Linked DNA regions of Mus musculus: region 2 is linked to region 1. A link is a loop called in an ENCODE intact Hi-C map of the cell type or tissue named here. Cell type or tissue: left cerebral cortex. All regions are shown on one strand. Each heading gives the region's core, and the rest is flanking DNA. Links, peaks and the distances in the headings are about the cores only.

Region 1 (9,270 bases), core at 330-8,329:
AATAAATTCTCAATTCATGAGATGCCAATACAATAATTTCAGAACCAATTGATAATGATAAACGCTGCCCACCTAGATTAGACAAATTATCCCAAATATTCTATTCTTCATAACTACATGTAGCTAATTAAAACCACGCAGGATCAGAATCTTCTTCCTGTCTGTACAACACCATCTTCGTTTCCCTTCTCTCCTAAGATGTGCTCTGTCTCTGCAACTCTTAGCCCCACCTTCCTTTCCCTGTCCAATCGCAGGCCTCATGCTGCTCTAATATTTTAATGTAATTGGACAGGGAAAAATCCTGTCACAGATAGCTGCTAACCCATTTCTTGATTTAGTCCTAATTTCAAGTTGAAATGTCACGAATAAGGCCACCACTCTCAACACTACGCTAAGTGTTCTTGTCTTCTAAGCTCCCACCAAAACGTCTCTCAATGAGCTCTAGTCCAAGTATCCTATGGCCTCTCTAGCCTAAATATTTCACTTCTAACTAAAACAATATCTCGAACTATCAAAGATAGAATTAGTCAAGAGCCCTGTTTTTCAGAACCATATTTTGTATCAGTTTCTCTTCCTATGGCTGCAATAAAACACACTGGAAAAAAAAAACTGTGAGGCAGAAGGAACTTATTTGCTAAGGTCCATATGATATAATTTGGAAAGTGGAAAGAACAGGAGGTTGAAGCAGCTGGTCACATCAGGTCTACACTTGAGAAGAGGAAAGATTTGAACATGGATGCTTAGTTCAATTTCTCCAGGAAATGGTACCAACTACAACTAAGATGTCTTCCATCCCAATGAACATAAGATGAATTTCCATAGTTTATCCAGAAGTTTATCCATCTTCTAGGGGTCTCTAGATTTTGTCAAATGGAGAATTTACAATGACTGTCACAGGTAAGATAGAAAATGAACATTATAAAAATAAGAAATGATGATTATTGACAAAGACAGCTTCTCAATATCCTTATACTCCTTCATTTACATTTCTTCTGAACTGGTAAATGTGATATTTAACATGCCTAAGAGTATTAATAACTGTGATGAAGAGCTTAATATGTAGAGATAATACTGATTTATCTGGATAAGTTGAATGTAGCACCAGGGTCCTCAAAAACTCATATTCTGGAAACTATTTTTATGAAACAATCAATCAGGTGAAATCTCACGCAAGATTTTAATGAGTTTTAAAAATGTAAACAATAAAATAACTATGATCTATTTTCAAGGAAATATTATGCAGTGGTAAATGATTTCTCACAGGCATTATTTTATGTCATTATTAATAGATATATAATAAATAAAGCATACAAATATGTGCATTCTAAAACAGATAATAAAATAGTTTCTTTTGACATTTGTGTGGAATAGATTTAAAACTTTTAAATGTAATTTCATGGTCTCCTATATGAGAAATTAGTGCCTATTTTACTCTTTAGAATAAATCAATTTTATAAGCCATACATCCTACAAATCATAAAATTTTAACGAAATAATGAAAAATACATATTGAGCTAAAATAACACCAACTTGTTGTCAAGAACAAAAAGAAAGCTGCAATAATGTTTTGATAATATCATAATATGTAGTGTGTAGTTGGCTTCCTACTAAATGTATGTCATTTATTTCTGTGTAATATGTTGTTATATGCACTGACCTTGGAGCGACAAAAACAAAAATGTGAGGAGCACAAGATACAAATTGCTATCAAAATAGAAAGTGAATGACTCATATACCTAGATAAATATTATATAATGCTGTAACCTGAGGATCTGAAATAACAATAGTGATCAAAATATAACAATCTAATATACTTATTCTAAAAAGTAGGAACTTTATTAATAATTTTTGAAAATACTGACAAAGTCAGTGAATATTTGTTCAACAATTTATTCAAGAGGTTGATATATAATTATTTTCCTAAATATTTAATAGTGGTGAATTAGTAAGTATTTTTATTTCCCATGGACCTTTAAGAGAGATTATATTCAAACAAGATTTCAGACATATGTTGGGAAATTATTAGTCTTTGATGTCAGAGAAATTTATTAATCCATTTATATGAAGAACTATGCCTTAGCTCTTCTGGGAAACATAATTATTCATATTGAACAATCTAGAAATGAGAACAGGTTGTATCCAAGTATTTTGTACAGAAATATTCTGTATAGTTTTGAAGTAAAATACATCCAAAACTTTTTCTCAAATGCAAACAAACAAAAAACTAGTATCTTGTTTCTCTAGCTAATTAGATTCCTTAAAACATTAAATATGAACTTGTATATTATTAAATGTAAGCATATTTCTCTTCCCATTTATTTTTCTCCAACAACTGGAAAAACACACTTGAAATCTTGTGGGATGTGTCCTCTTGCATGCTATTGAGTAAGCTAGTGGCTGGTAGGATATAGATTATTACATATGGGGTTGCTCCATGGAAATTTTCCAAACTCCACATACTAATATAATTACAAGTCTATGCCTACCACCAAAGTTTGAGTTGAGAGATTTTAGAGTTCCAAATAAGTGAGGATTCCTAGAGAAGGGTATGTATGAAGACAATATGAAGTTCTGCTTCTGATGCAAATTTTGTCATGATACTTTCTGTGATATATCTTTTAGTAAACTAGTAAGTATAAATATTCACATTGTTGAACCCCATGGATTGCTTTAACAGTCCAAGAGCAATCTTGTGTGAACATTTCTTGGGAGCAGACTGTGTACACGTTGGCACACTGACATATATATGTGTATGTTTGTGTGTGTGTATGTGTGTGTATACATACATACATACATATATACATACATACATACATAGAGATGCATTTTTTTCACTCCCAAATTTCTCAAGCATGCAGTAATTTTATAAGACACTGCATTTTAGGCCTGTCACAAATAACCATTATTTTTAGTACACTTAAGTAATGTCAGAATAGTCTTGAAATAGAGTATGTATCATTCGAAGATTGTTGTAAGGTGATAGTGGTAAAAGAGATGGATATCTCAATCCACCCACAAAACTTTCAACCCAAAATTTGTCTTGCCTACAAGATGTACAAGGATAATGATGAAGCAGAGACTGACGAAAAAGCCATCACATGACTACCTCAACTTGAGACACAACCTGTCTTAGGGTTTTATTGTTGTGAACAGACAACATGACCAAACCAACTCTTCTAAGGGACAACATTTAATTGGGGCTGACTTAAAATTTCAGCAGTTTAGTCCATTATTATCATGGCAGGAAGGATAGCAACACTCAGACAGAGATGTTGCTGGGGAGGGAGCCAAGGATTCTACATCTTGATCTGAATGCAGCCAGGAGAAAGTGTCTCAAGGGCAGCTAGAAGGAGAGCCTCAAAGCCCATCTGCACAGTTACACACTTCCTTCAAGAAGGCTATACCTAATAGTACCATTCCCTGGCCCAAGCATACTCAAATCACCATATATCCCATATAAAAGAGCCAATCCCTGACACTATTAATGATACTCTGCTATGCATTTGGAAATGAGCCTAGCATAACTGTCCTCTGAGAGGCCTCATCTAGCAACAGATGGAGGCAGAAGCAGGGACCCACAGCCAGACAGGCAGAAATCAAAGAGTCTTTTGAAAGAGTGAGGGATAGAAGGGAGTAAGTCAGAGGGGTCATTCACACTATGAGAAGAACCCCAGAGTTAACTGGGACTGTTGGGGCCAAAGGAGCCGAGGAGCATGCAGGAGCTGGATCTAAACTCTACAAATTTGGAACAAATGACAGCTTGGTCTTTATGTGGGTCGCCTAAAATGTTGAATAGGGGTTGCCTTGGTCTCTGTTCCCTGTCATTAGATCTTCTTCATCTCTACTTGGACTGCCTCACTGGGACTTGGTGGGAGAAGATGTGCCTAGAAATGGTGGGTCTAGATGATCCAGGGTGGGGTGGTACCCAAGGGAAAATCTCCTAAGTAGTGGGAGACAAGCTTACTTCTTTGAAAACAGAAATACATTTTCTGGGAAAAGACATAAATGAGTCATAGTGTAAAGTCTCCCACAAATGCAACACACAGAGATTAGAAACCCAGGATGAAAGCCAGCACAATGTTGAAAACAGCATCTGACTCAGCTTCACTGGACTGCATCAGACAGCTGTGCTGCCTTCATGGCTCTCGCCATTTTTAAATGGCTTGGTTATTTAAGAGCGGGCTTCATCTTAATCATTTCATCTAACATATAATACGCTTTCAAATTCCCTATTTAAATCAAGAGTGTGGCCTTTATGACAGCTCACATTAGATGTTCCCTGCCATATTTGGTCTTTTCCTTATACCAGTGTATTAGGTTGTATAATATACATAATTGGTCCAGCTGAGAGAAGGGACTCATGAAAGACATCCCAAGCCAAATTCCATATGTTAAGCCTGGCAGGTGATTGTGAATCTCTGATACAAACCTTCAACATAAAAATGTAAATTTTAAAACTAAAATAGCTATTTTATATTTTTTATTGTAAATAAAATTTCTTTCATTCAGTATATTCTGATCACAGTTTTTCCTCTCTTATATTCTCTCAGATCTTCCCCCAACATCCCATCCTGACAGGTTTATGCTTCATATCTCTCAGCTAAAGGTTCCTTTGTTACTTTATATGTAAGTTGGCTTTTTCAAGTTTTCAGTAAAATATTTAACCAAAATGTATTCAAGACATAAATCACAAGACCTTGAAAACTTAATTATATATGTGGTAAGCAGGAAAAGAGCAGCTGTAGTCTGGTCACTGTGGCTTCTGACTGTCAGGATATCCATTTGTGATTTAATTCCCTTGTGGCTGCAAACAGATCTCCTATTCTTCTTATACCAACCTTTAAGGCACAGTGACATTTTCCCATACTTACACATTAGCAACTAGTCTTCATTGTCAACTGATTCTGGCTGGATTACAATGTCATTGGCCCTGTAGTTTTATCTTCTGCTTTGTATTTCAATACTATATTGAAAGATAGGAAAATAGTACTCAAAGGGGACTAGAGAGATGTCTCAGTCATGAAAACCATACACTGCTCTTCAAAAAAAAAATGTGGTTTCAGCTCACACCATCAAAACAATTACTTATAACCACTGTCTGTAAGTCTAGTTCCAGGAGGTCCAACATGCCCTTCTGGCTCCCCAGGGCACTAGAAACTTATACACTTACACCAGCCAAAATGCTTACACACATGAAAGAAAAATAAAAACAATCCTTAAGATGATGATGGCTCTAAAGAAGAGATTCAATATACCATGATGAAGAGTAAAGGGTCACTACATTATTCTTTAAATATGCCACCTAACATATATATATATATATCTCCATAAAAATACTTAAAACCCACAGGATATACCATACTGTACCTCTACTGTGTTTGGAAGGGGATCAATTTAATACCTGATTGGACTGCTTGCTTTTATTTTCTTTAACAAGTAAAAATATGATTACAATATATAAAAGGAATTCTTTCCATTTAGCGGGTAAGAACTGAGAGACATCTGTAGTAAATGCGTTTACGGAACTGTGTGTTCTGCTGTTAACACCTCCATCATGCTAACAGACACAGCTTACTGAATGACCACACTGTGGAGCTGTGATCAAAGTATTAAGAGATGGATTTTGAATTTTTGATCTTAGCCATTCTGACTGGTGTGACATGGCATCTCAGGGATGTTTTGATTTGCATTTCCCTGATGATTAAGGATGCTGAACATTTTTTCAGGTGCTTCTCAGACATTCGGTATTCCTCAGGTGAGAATCCTTTGTTTAGCTCTGAGCCCCATTTTTTAATGGGGTTATCTGACTTTCTGGAGTCCACCTTCTTCAGTTCTTTATATATATTAGATATTAGTCCCCTGTCTGATTTAGGATAGGTAAAGATCCTTTCCCAGTCTGTTGGTGGCCTTTTTGTCTTATTAACGGTGTCCTTTGCCTAACAGAAGCTTTGCAAATTTATGAGGTAACATTTGTCAATTCTCAATCTTACAGCACAAGTCATTGCAGTTCTATTCAGGAATTTTTCCCCTGTGCCAATATCTTCAAGGCTTTTCCCCACTTTCTCCTCTATAAGTTTTAGTGTCTCTGGATTTATGTGGAGTTCCCTGATCCACTTAGATTTGACCTTAATACAACGAGATAGGAATGGATCAATTCGCATTCTTCTACATGTTAACCGCCAGTTGTGCCAGCACCATTTGTTGAAAATGCTGTCTTTTTTCCACTGGATGGTTTTTGCTCCCTTGTCACAGATCAAGTGACCGAAGGTGTGTGGGTTCATTTCTGGGTCTTCAATTCTATTCCACTGGTCTCCTTGTCTGTCACTATACCAGTACCATGCAGCTTTTTTCTTTTTTTTTTTTTTTTTTTTTCTTTGGTCGGGGCATTTTATTATAGCAACAGAAAGGAAAGTAAAACAGTCCCCATCAAAGGTACCTTGGGAATGATGGAAATTTTCTGCAATCTATATGTGCTGTGAATTTTGATTTTGCTATTCAATTCTTCTTGGTGGTTCTATATTGGACTCAGAAGCATCTAAACTGTACAATGCTACTGCACAATTCCTCTGTAGTACAGCTTTAGGTCAGACATGGTGATTCCACCAGAGGTTCTTTTATCCTTGAGAAGAGTTTTTGCTATCCTAGGTTTTTTGTTATTCCAGATGAATTTGCAGATTGTTCTTTCTAATGCATTGAAGAATTGAGTTGGAATTTTGATGGGGATTGCATTGAATCTGAAGATTGCTTTTGGCAAGATAGCCATTTTTACTATATTGATATTGCCAATCCATGAGCATGGGAGATTTTCCACCTTCGGAGATCTTCTTTAATTTCATTCTTCAGAGACTTGAAGTTCTTATCATACAGATCTTTCACTTCCTTAGTTAGAGTCATGCCAAGGTATTTTATATTATTTGTGACTATTGAGAAGGGTGTTGTTTCCCTAATTTCTTTCTCAGCCTGTTTATTCTTTGTGTAGAGAAAGGCCATTAACTTGTTTGATATAATTTTATATCCAGCCACTTCAACAGAGCTGTTTATCAGGTTTCGGAGTTCTCTGGTGGAATTTTTAGGGTCACTTATATATACTATCATATCTTCTGTAAAAAGTGATATTTTGACTTCTTTCTTTCCAATTTGAATCCCCTTGATCTCCTTTTGTTGGCAAATTGCTCTGGCTAGGAATTCAAGTACAAGGTTGAATAGGTAGGGAGAAAGTGGGCAGCCTTGTCTAGTCCCTGATTTAGTGGGATTGCTTCCAGCTTCTGACCATTTACTTTGATGTTGGCCACTGGTTTGCTGTAGATTGCTTTTATCATGTTTAGGTATGGGCCTTGAATTCCTGATTGTTGTAAGAATTTGTCAAATGTTTTCTCCTCATCTGAGGAGCTGATCATGTGGTTTTCATCTTTGTGTTTGTTTATATAATGGATTACGTTGATGGATTTCCGTATATTAAACCATCTCTGCATCCCTGGAATGAAACATATTTGGTCAGTAGGGATGATTGTTTTAATGTGTTCTTAGATTCGGTTAGCGAGAATTTTATTGAGAATTTTTGCATCAATATTCATAAGGGAAATTGGTCTGAAGTTCTCTATCTTTGCATCTTTCTGTGGTTTAGGTATCAGAGTAATTGTGGCTTCATAGAATGAATTGGGTAGAGTACCTTTTGCTTCTATTTTGTGGAGTAGTTTGTGCATAATTGGAATTAGATCATCTTTGAAGGTCTGATAGAACTCTGCACTAAACCCATCTATTTCTGGGCTTTTTTTTTTTTTTTTTGGTTGGGAGACTATTAATGACTGCTTCTATTTCTTTAGGGGATATGGGACTATTTAGATCATTAACTTGATCTTGATTTAATTTAGTACCTGGTATCTGTCTAGAAATTTGCCAATTTCATCCATGTTTTCCAGTTTCATTGAGTATAGCCTTTTGTAGAAGGATCTCATGATGTTTCTGATTTCTTCAGGATCTGTTGTTATCTGTCCCTTTTCATTTTTGATTTTGTTAATTAGGATGATGTCCCTGTGCCCACTTGTGAGTCTGGCTAAGGGTTTATCTATCTTGTTGATTTTCTCAAAGAACCAGCTCCTTGTTTGGTTGATTCTTTGAATAGTTCTTCTTGTTTCCACTTGGTTGATTTCGCCCCTGAGTTTGATTATTTCCTGCATTCTACTCCTCTTGGGTGAATTTGCTTCCTTTTGATCTAGAGCTTTTAGGTGTGTTGTCAAGCTGCTAGTGTGTGCTCTCTCTAGTTTCTTTTTGGAGACACTCAGTGCTCTGAGTTTTCCTTTTAGAAATGCTTTCATTATGTCCCATAATTTTTGGTATGTTGTGGCTTCATTTTCATTAAACTTTAAAAAGTCTTTAATTTCTTTCTTTATTCCTTCCTTGACCATTGAGAAGAGTGTTGTTCAGTTTCCAAGTGAATGTTGGCTTTCTATTATTTATGTTGTTATTGATGATCAGCCCTAGTCTATGGTGTTCTGATAGGATGCATGAGACAATTTCAATATTTTTGTATCTGTTGAGGCCTCTTTTTTTGACCAATTATATGATCTATCTTGGAGAAGGTGCCATGAGGTGCTGAGAAGAAGGTATATCCTTTTGTTTTAGGATAAAATGTTCTGTAGATATCTGTTAAATCCACTTTTTCCCATAACTTCTTTTAGTTTCACTGTGTTCCTGTTTAGTTTCTGTTTCCACAATCTGTCCATTGTTGAAAGTGGTGTGTTGAAGTCTTCCACTATTATTGTGTGAGATGCAATGTGTGCTTTGAGCTTTACTAAAGTTTCTTTAATGAATGTGGCTGCCCTTGCATTTGGAGCATAGATATTCTGAATTGAGAGTTCCTCTTGGAGGATTTTACCTTTGATGAGTATGAAGTGTCCCTCCTTGTCGTTTTTGATAACTTTGGGTTGGAAGTTGATTTTATTCAATATTAGAATGGCTACTCCAGCTTGTTTCTTCAGACCATTTGCTTGGAAAATTGTTTTCCAGCCTTTCACTCTGAGGTAGTGTCTGTCTTTTTCCCTGAAATGGGTTTCCTGTAAGCAGCAAAATGTTGGGTCCTGTTTGTGTAGCCATTCTTTTCGTCTATGTCTTTTTGTTGGGGAATTGAGTCCATTGATATTAAGAAATATTAAGGAAAAGTAATTGTTGCTTACTATTTTTTTTGTGTTAAAGTTAGCATTCTGTTCTTGTGGCTATCTTCTTTTAGGTTTGTTGAAGGATTACTTTCTTGTTTTTTCTAGTGCATGGTTT
Region 2 (9,270 bases), core at 669-8,668, 330 kb before region 1:
GGAACAGATAGGCATCCTATACCAGATGGCCCAGTTGGGTTGTGAAAGAAAGTTGGGCACTCTGTGTATTACCAGTGTACAATATGAAAATTTTACTCTTGCAGCTAATCTGTCTAGACAGCTTTCTTTGTATCTTGCAGGAAATTGGTCCGAGGGATTCGATAAGACTCTTGAGGCCCTGAGGGTGGCAGTTTTAAGGATCAACTCGACGTGAGTGGACCTGTCATTGACAGAGGGCCTCTCCTCCTGGATTTCATCTGCATTTTCTTATTTTAAGGAATGGGTGGGGGTAGGTTTATTTTGTGTTGCCACCTGCTGTGGACTTGTGTTCATGCTCTGGTTGGTTTGCAAGTTCAGAACCCAACAAACAAATGACAAGGTTGTGATAGCTCAAGCACTTGCTGCCATTGAGCAAGGGGCCTCCCCCAAAATCTGGCTATCTATGCTCAAGAATTAGTTAACATTGGTGACTGGCCTCTTTTGTAGAGTTTGCCCTAGGTCATTTAGTAGTTACTGTCACATAGCACTGCGGTATCCAGGGATGGGCAACTTTCCTCATGCACAGATCAACCTAAGACACGGGGCCCGGTGGCGATAGGGTTACCCTATGACGGGAAAGGCTGTGACATTGGAGGAATGACCTAAGACAGGAGCCACAGCAGATGGACATGATTACACAGACCTAGTCCAGCCTCATTTTAATAAAATAAAGAGGGGGAGACGTGGAGAGCCGTGCCTCGAGCAATCGCGAGCAGCAAGCAATCGCCATTATAAGATGGTGCTGGCCTCCACTGTGCCTAACTAGTAAACAAGCCTTGTAAGCAGGTGCGAGAGTGAACTCACGCCTAGTCACTGCCCATCTCGGGCATAGTAGTGGAGTGATGGGCGAGCAACAAATCAGGAGCTGACACGCCATATCAGGTGCTGAAATGCCATGGCTGAGGGCTATATAAACGACTCCATATTCTGTGGTCGGGGTCTCCCTCCTGAAGAAGCAATAAAGCTTGCCGCAGAAGATTCCAGTTGTCCCGAGTGTGTTCTTGCCAGCGGGGACAAAAGCTAGGGATAGTATGTAGTAACTTCTTTGGAAAAAAAATGGAGAGTAGCCTTTCTGTGAAGAGGTGAATAAGGTGCCTACAAGAACTTAAAAGTGAGTCCTTTTCTAATGATACTAAAATTGATTCTAATCAATGGTGTGTTCATATTTGTTAGGTGTAACCTACTTAAGCTTCTTGCAGAAAATTATGCTTGTATAATAACTATTTTAGAATGGGTGTATTTTTAAATAATAAAGCACACAGTGTGAACACAATGCGCAATGCATTTTTCTTTTATTGCCTATGATTTGAAAATTATTCCAAAACTTGCTTGGGAAATTTTATCTCCATAAGTTCTCAAATTTAAAACTTTGATATAAAAATGTGATTAAAAATGTAGAATTTTTGTTGTTATTGTTTGAAAATAGAGACATTCTATAGTTGGTAAAGTGCTTTGCTTGAAAGCGTGGGAACCTCATATTATTTATCAAAAGTTATGTAAAAACAACCCAAAAAACAAAAAACAAAATCTAATGTTATAGTTCTCTAATGTCAGCGTTGAGGAGTCATAGCCAGATAGATTCTTAGGGGATCCTGACTAGCCAATTAGCTACTTCATAATTCTAAGCAAGGAAGATACCTTTCCTCAACAAATTAATGAATAAATGAATAAATCAATCAATCAATCAATAAATAAATATGAAGCCATCTGAAAAATAATACACAAAAATGTCATCTGACCATCAAGTGTGCACAGGCAACTGGACACATAAATAACTATGTATAAATGCAACACATATACACACATGCACACATACAAACACATATTAATATTTAAATTTCTTAAAAATTTTTAGTCCCACATGATATTGTCTTCCATAATGTGAATGGAAATTTTTTAAATGTTAAAGTATATGTACTTACATAGAAAAATAGTAATTCTCATCTTTGTATTTGTAAAAACTGAACATAAATAGGTACAGGCTATATGAGTTATAAAATGTATTTGCTTTATTTATAGCATGTAATATAGAGCAACTAAGTTTAATACTTTCTTTTCCTGTGACACTCTTTTGTGGAAAATTCTGCATTGGTACAAGTAATAACAAGCAATTAGTATGTAATGCCAATAGTAGGCTGCAGTAGAATTGATTTAATGCTTGGGTAATGGTAGTTTTCATGGAATAACTTTACTCAACATTGAACAAACTGTAAAATGGACACTAACTTGTCCAGGAATTGCCTAACAGACCACTCAGACACTGATCTTAGTCAAACAGGGATAGATTATTGAACACACACACGAGACACCCGGGACTGGTTGATCAGGGATGTAGATCAGACTCAGGAACTGAGACTGCATTCCTAGCTGTTTCCCACGGGCAGCTTATAAAAGCTAAAACAATAAAACCTCATAGCGACCATAAAATCTCATATATAGGTGCAGGAAGTGCTGCTGCTGGTTGGGATCCAAACTTATTGTAGCTAAATAAAGCAGTTCAAACTGACCTTTATTGCAATTGCCTCTAGAGGAGGGAGAGGGTCTGGGGAATTTCCAAATTCCACCAAAGCATAGAATTTAATGGAATAAGCGGTAAATGATTAATCCAGGCATGAGAAAGGTCCTCTGTATCAATGTTAAATGGCTTGGTACAGGCATAAAAGAAAATGGCTACAGTGATGACAGAAAGGCAGCTGTTTTCACGCCATACTTACTGGTGAAGAATAGAATGGAGTTATGTTCTGTGGTCCCTGTCTTCCCGTGGTGTGTCCCTGCTCTGACGCACACCAAGAGGGAAAGGATGAAGCAAAGTCCAGAATGAGCGGGTCAGCATGATGCGGTTCAGCAGTGAATGCTGGTGGGAAGGACGTTTCCTCTGGAGATTGATCTCAGGGCTACAGCTCTTTAAAGTTACGATTCTTTTAGATTAGGGTCAGATAATCACCTCTCTCAAGATAGTATTCAACGAAACAGCTTGTTTGCATATACTTTATTCTCAATGAACCAGGGGTACATATGGACCTTGGAGAGTGGGAGAGTTTTTAAGATAATTTTATATACTCCCCAAAATCAACAAATGGCCAGATCCCCATCATATTTTGTTTTGGAACAGAAATTATTTTGCTGCTTCCCTTGACAAGGGAGAAAGCATCCTTGTGAATGACTAACAAGCATCCCATAGATAGGAGATGAGACAAATCTTCAAAGACTTTGTGGCTGACCATGTTCTAAAACAGTAATGTCTTTTAAATCCAGCTTTAAGGAGTACCTTCTGGCTGATCTTTCTACTTGACTATTTAGCATGACTACAAGAGCCCTGTGCTCTTCTACAGAAGAGAAGTCAGCTGGAAGGCCTGAAAATAACTGCTCTCAAAATAGAAGTGAAAACTGAGAAAGAGAAGGGGGAAAAAAAAAAAAAACACTTGCTGAAGAGATCGTTATTTGCAGAGCTGTAATTTGCAGAAGTTTTCTTCTGGTTTCCGTTTGTGCAGTACACCTTCAGAGAAGTGTCCCAATAATGGCAGGCTGAACTTTTAAACAAGTTGGTGAATTTACATCAATTTAGTGAATCCTCCTTTTCCCTGTTTTTCTTTTAAACAGTTTGAAATTAGAAACATGTTTTTTTCCCAGCTAGAAAAATTCCTCTAGTTTCAGAGTTTATATATTTATTAAAAACTGGATAAGTACAACAGAATGAACAGTGTCATACAGCCTCATTAATAATATAAATATCTTAGCCAGGTGGTGGTGGTGATGGTGGTGGTGGTGCACACCTTTAATCTTAGCACTCTGGAGGCAGAGGCAGAGGCAGAGGCAGGTGGATTTCTGTGAATTCTAGGTCAGCCTGGTCTACAGGGTTTTTACACAGGACCATATATCAGAGGACTTCTTATGTAATAATAATGAAACACAAACTTAATAAAAATGATGTATGTATACTGTAACTTGCGCATACACACACACTATTTTTTTTTCAGATCCTAGAATTAAATGAATGTGAAAACCGATCGGCAAAAGGAAAGAGGGAAGCATTCCGATCAGCCTGAGGGGTATGCAAAGTTTTTTTTTTATTCTTGTGATTACAATATAATTACATTTCTTCCCAATTTTTCCTCTTTCTAACCACTTCCATATCTCCCTCATTGTTCTCTTTCAAATTGCCTCCTTCATCATTAATTGTTTTTGCATATATATACACATATATTCTAACTATCATCTGCTCAGTCTATATGATATTACCTGTAGATATGTTTTTCAGGGCTGACCCTTTCAAATGGGACAACCAATTGGCATATGCTTCCCTGGAAAAGATGATCTCTCTTACTGACAGTAGCAGTTGTCTGGGTTCTTTGTGTAGGGTTGAGGCCTCTTGGGCACATCTTCATTCACTGTGGCAGGTTTATTGGTGTTGCCCTAGTTCAGCTCACGGTTGCACAGTCACATTAGTGGGGCTTTACTGTTATAGCTTCTAGGGTTATGTAAATTTATAATATAAACTGGGTTTTCTACCCAACACCTTTGTTAAAGGTACATTGAGAACTTCTGAGCCTATGATAGTACGAGAGGCAGGGAGTCTTTAGTGTATATCAATGGAGAAAGAAAGGATCATGTCCTGACTTTCAAGGGATTTAGATATAATCAGTCACCAATTAGGGTTTGAGATGATCTGTTCAAATCCTTGGAATCCTGTAGCCCAACACCACTTTAAGGGTGTTCTTCTTTTCTGGATCCCACTTGCTAGCACACTAGTTTGCTGAGAGTGAACTACATACTTCAGACCTTCTGTTCTTGTTATTCAAAATTCACTCAGAAAAAAAAAAAAAAAGTTTTGTTACATAGAAATGCGCCATGCCGCCAGGAAACTTATGCAAACATGAACTCTTTTTGTTACTGCTCTGCCAGACAAGTCTAATAGTGTAGTTGTTTCTACTGAAATTGGTGTTGTAATAGAGCTATAAAGAAGAACTCTAAAGAGTAGAAAATGGCCTGGTTAATGGATTCCATGTGGCCTATAAGAGGACAGGCAGCAAGAACTGTCCCACACTAAGACACAGCACACTGGAAGATTAGCAGGTTTTGAAGAAAAGGAGAAAGTCTAGTTTATGATCACTTGCATATCCTACATATGATGTAGAATGTATTGAGTATACTAGAATTTTCTGGAGTTCTAGGACAAAGAAAAGACAGAAAATATTTTAGTTTGTAACCATATGGTTGATCATATGTGTACCCATTAAGACAAGAAATGGTTGGGACATCCAAGTATTTAGAGACTGGTAAAAGAGGAAAAAAATGGAAAAAAGAAAAATGAGAAAAATGAGTTAAATGTGACAAAGTGATAAATAATACGAAATAATAAATCATCTTTTAATTACATTCTTAATGCTGGTATGAACTACTAGTCCTATGTTAATTTAGCTTCATCCAGTACGTATTTTTAATAGTAAGCACTTATTTTAATGTTATCTGAGAAATAGTGCACAGACATCAACAAGGGAAGTGCCACTTAATTTTGAATAACTGTTTTCAAGAACCACTTTGTTTTTCTGTAGTTATTTTGATTCTATATTAATTTTTAAAAAAAAATTATAGAAATCAGTTATCATAAAAGACCTTGCTATCTGGCATTCCTGTAAGTGTGATCCAAATCTGCATTCCAAACTATAATGGCTTAACTAGGAAATGAGGAATAATCTATCTAGCTCAAAGTAGGTTTCAGATGAATAGGTGTGTCTAGGAAAGTAAGGCATATATAGTGAATCACCAAACGATTGATTGGTTGATGAATATAGAAAAAATATGAAGACCAGAAAATGGAGTGAAACAGAAGGTGGAAAAAAAACTGAATCTGGCAAAATTATTTAAAAGTTATGAGTTTTTGGTAAGAGCATTTGAAGCATGTGTATGTACCTGAACACATGTTATGTGCACCACTTGTTTCTACTGCCAGCGGAGGTCAAAAAAGTGCATGAGCACCTTAGAACTGAAGTAGGTGACCACTTGCATGCTAGTAAGTCAACTTTTTAGCCTTGTTCTTAGTCACTGAGCTCCTGTCCCCATTCTATACTTTCTGTACCTAAGTTTCAAAATTGTTTCAGACAGCTTTAGAAATACTGATAAAATACACATTTTCTTACTAGCAGTAAATTAATCTATTAAGTGCTTTTAGTAAAACCTACTCTGTTGCATCTTGAGATAACCATATAATATTGATTTTCTGAAACAAATCTTAAAATATCACATGCAAATAATTCTGTTGCTAGTAACATAATGGGAAGTGGATTCCATTAGAAAAAAATTCATATTCTATAATCTATTTTATTCTCTAAGCTAACCTCCATTTCATTTGCTAGTTCTTCTAAGTTAAAACTAAGGAACTGGGATACTATGGCATATGGCATACCATCTTCATTAATGCCTACATTCATGTACGAATACATATCCCTTATACACAAAATTAAAAAAAATTAAGTGTGTGTTTTACAAATATTTCTGATAAATTTTATTCATACCATGTTTGAAGCCTGAAAATACTTGAAGATTATTTTGTGGATATATTTTGGGTTTTTTGTTGTTGTTGTTGTTGCTTTTGTGTGTGTATGTGCCAGTATATGGGTTGATTTTGGGGGTTGTTATTAGCAATAATAAAACATGTCTTTTGAGCTATACTGATTATTAATAGATTAATATACTATCAGTAATAGATTTGTGTTAAAACCTGCACTGCAAATTTGACATTAAAATATGACTATAAATTGGGATATTCATTGTGTGTCATAGCATTCTGAAAACAAAGCAGAAATTTCAAGTATCTTAAGAAATCACAGTATTATACAAGCATAATGTTATATCCAAACACATTAATGTATGCATGTGGAACATGCAAACCATTCAACATGCTTCTCTTAAAAATCTTTTATTGAGTGTGTTCTTGGACAATTGCATACATGTTTAATTTCCATTCAGATTAGTGCAACCTCCTCCTAAAAAGCCCACTCTGATCTGTATTACCACAAGCTTCAAGCTCCCTTCAGATGGATGTTCATGAGTTATCTTTGTTATTTTTATGAATCCTACTTATGTTAGCATAGTTCGTCTGTTTGAACATAGGTGGTAGCACCTCAGTGGGTACACAATTGAAGACAATGTCTTCCCTCACCCTGAAATTCATCAATATCAAATAGGTCAATACAAAGAAGTGTGGCTCCATTATCATCTTCCACAATCATACTTGACTGTGGATAGACCTCATTTTGGTTACGCCCTGTACTGGCTAGTTTTGTGTCATCTTGACACAGCTGGAGTTATCATAGAGAAAGGAGCTTCAGTTGGGGAAATGCCTCCACGAGATCCACCTGCTAGGCATTCTCTCAATTAGTGATCAAGTGGGGGAGGTCTCCTTGTGGGTGGTGCCATCTCTGGGCTGGTAGTCTTGGTTCTATAAGAGAGCAGGCTGAGCAAGCCAGGGAAAGCAAGCCAGTAAGTAACATCCCTCCATGGCCTCTGCATCAGCTCCTGCTTCCTGACCTGCCTGAGTTCCACTCCTGACATCTTCTGGTGATTAACAGCAATGTGAAAAGTGTAAGCTGAATAAACCCTTTCCTCCCCTACTTGCTTCTTGGTCATGATGTTTGTGCAGGAATAGAAACCCTAACTAAGACACAACCCTTACAGGCATCTACCGCTCTGATGAGATCATGATAGTACTGGCTGGGCTCATTTGTGATTAGGGTATCAGATATGGCTACTAGTGAAACTGTACACATCAGACTCAAAGAGAGAGTAATGTGAGTGTTTTAGTGACTTGAGCGGGCTTTCCAAAACACTATCCCCCGATAGCATTGTTAAAGTCCCAGAGAGAAGAGAATAGATCTACCTCTAGGACACAAAGTCCCTCTGCCCTAATCCTAAACCCCTGTTACATTTTTATATACTAAGACAATTTAAGTTTTAAAATTACTCCAGGTGCTCACATGTGTGTGCAATTATCCCTTAATTAAATCCAGATAGCCACAAGAATTAGCCTTATATAATCACAATTCATCACTTTATTGTTTGTAACAAGTAGCATTTTGACATGTCATTATCTCCTAATGAGTAGAGCACCCTTTAATTAAGCTAGCACATTAAGTGACAGGCTTAGAGCCATCTGAGGTACCTTCTATATCTTCGTCATCCATTGTTGCTAAACTTTTTAAATGTCCTAATTAAGCTTACTACATGTTTTCTTTGGTTGTTCCCAGATGCTAATGTCAGACAGGTGGTGGTCATGTCTCTAATGGGGTCACATGTGCACTAGCGGATGTGTGTCACCTCTGACAATACCACTAATGACTAGCATGGAAAACTGACTGCAATATAACTGTTTAGTAAAGTTTCATGCTCTCCTACTCAAAAATACACTTTTGAATCTTTAAGACATTTTAAGATGTTTGGTATACAAATATAAGAAAGGAGGCAAGCAGTTTGCCATAGTCTCCAGAAGTCTATGCAGTTTAATCGCTATATGTAATGAAAAGTACAAGAAGTGAGTAAAGATCCATCAGTTTATAAAATGGGTTTTACGTCCTTCCAGAAACTTACAAAAATGTGTTCCTCTTCCTCTTGATTTGTGGTAATAAATTTTCCTTTATAGATTGACTACATTATTATAGGGAAATGATCATATGATTAGAACACTTTTTAATTCCGTTAACATTCTTCTTAGTCATGAGCAAAGGCAGCTTACCTCATACTCCTTCTAATTATTTCTGTGGCTTTGTGACACATGTCAGGCATTTTTCCAAACTTGCTCATTATGAAACATTTCCTTAGCAAAACATTGAGGCATCCTGTGTTAGGATTCATGACTCACTTTCTCACTTTGTACATTTCTGGTGATGCCATTTAACTATATGGGCATCACGCTAGAACAGAATCATTATCTTCTGTTTGTTTCCAATGGATTCTCATTTGTTTCTTTCCCACATCGTGTCTGCCAAGATTCTAAGTTAATTCTTCAAATATTAAACAGCTCTATGTCTTGTTTTACTGTATCTTCTAAGTTGCTCATAATATTTTAAATTCTGTTAGTGATTTTAAGGGAGCATCCACAACCACTTTAGTAGCAGCTCTTGGCCAGCATTGCTATTGGGTTCTCATCTCAATTGTAACATCTACTATTCATGACCTAATGCAAATCAGACATTTCTGTCTACTGAAACTCAAACATGAAATTTTTCTGAATTAAGT

Evidence for each region. Peaks named below come from ENCODE experiments on the same cell type or tissue, not always from the same donor. Only the 100,000 strongest peaks of a DNase experiment are listed, where the experiment ranks them.
Region 2: it touches region 1 in a loop (10-fold over the local background); 4 of 42 quality-filtered maps call a loop at or near these places.

The regions. Positions count from the first base shown.
Region 1 is chr5:83,050,940-83,060,209 of GRCm38, forward strand. No RefSeq gene overlaps it. Among named protein-coding and RNA genes, the nearest start is that of Mir1187, 260 kb to the left of the region's middle. In left cerebral cortex, for the core only: no CTCF peak of the experiment used is centred there; DNase peaks (open chromatin) are centred at 3,579 and 4,060; H3K27ac peaks cover 1,706 bases.
Region 2 is chr5:82,725,053-82,734,322 of GRCm38, forward strand. No RefSeq gene overlaps it. Among named protein-coding and RNA genes, the nearest start is that of Mir1187, 69 kb to the right of the region's middle. In left cerebral cortex, for the core only: no CTCF peak of the experiment used is centred there; DNase peaks (open chromatin) are centred at 2,894, 3,356, 4,425 and 4,870; H3K27ac peaks cover 2,214 bases.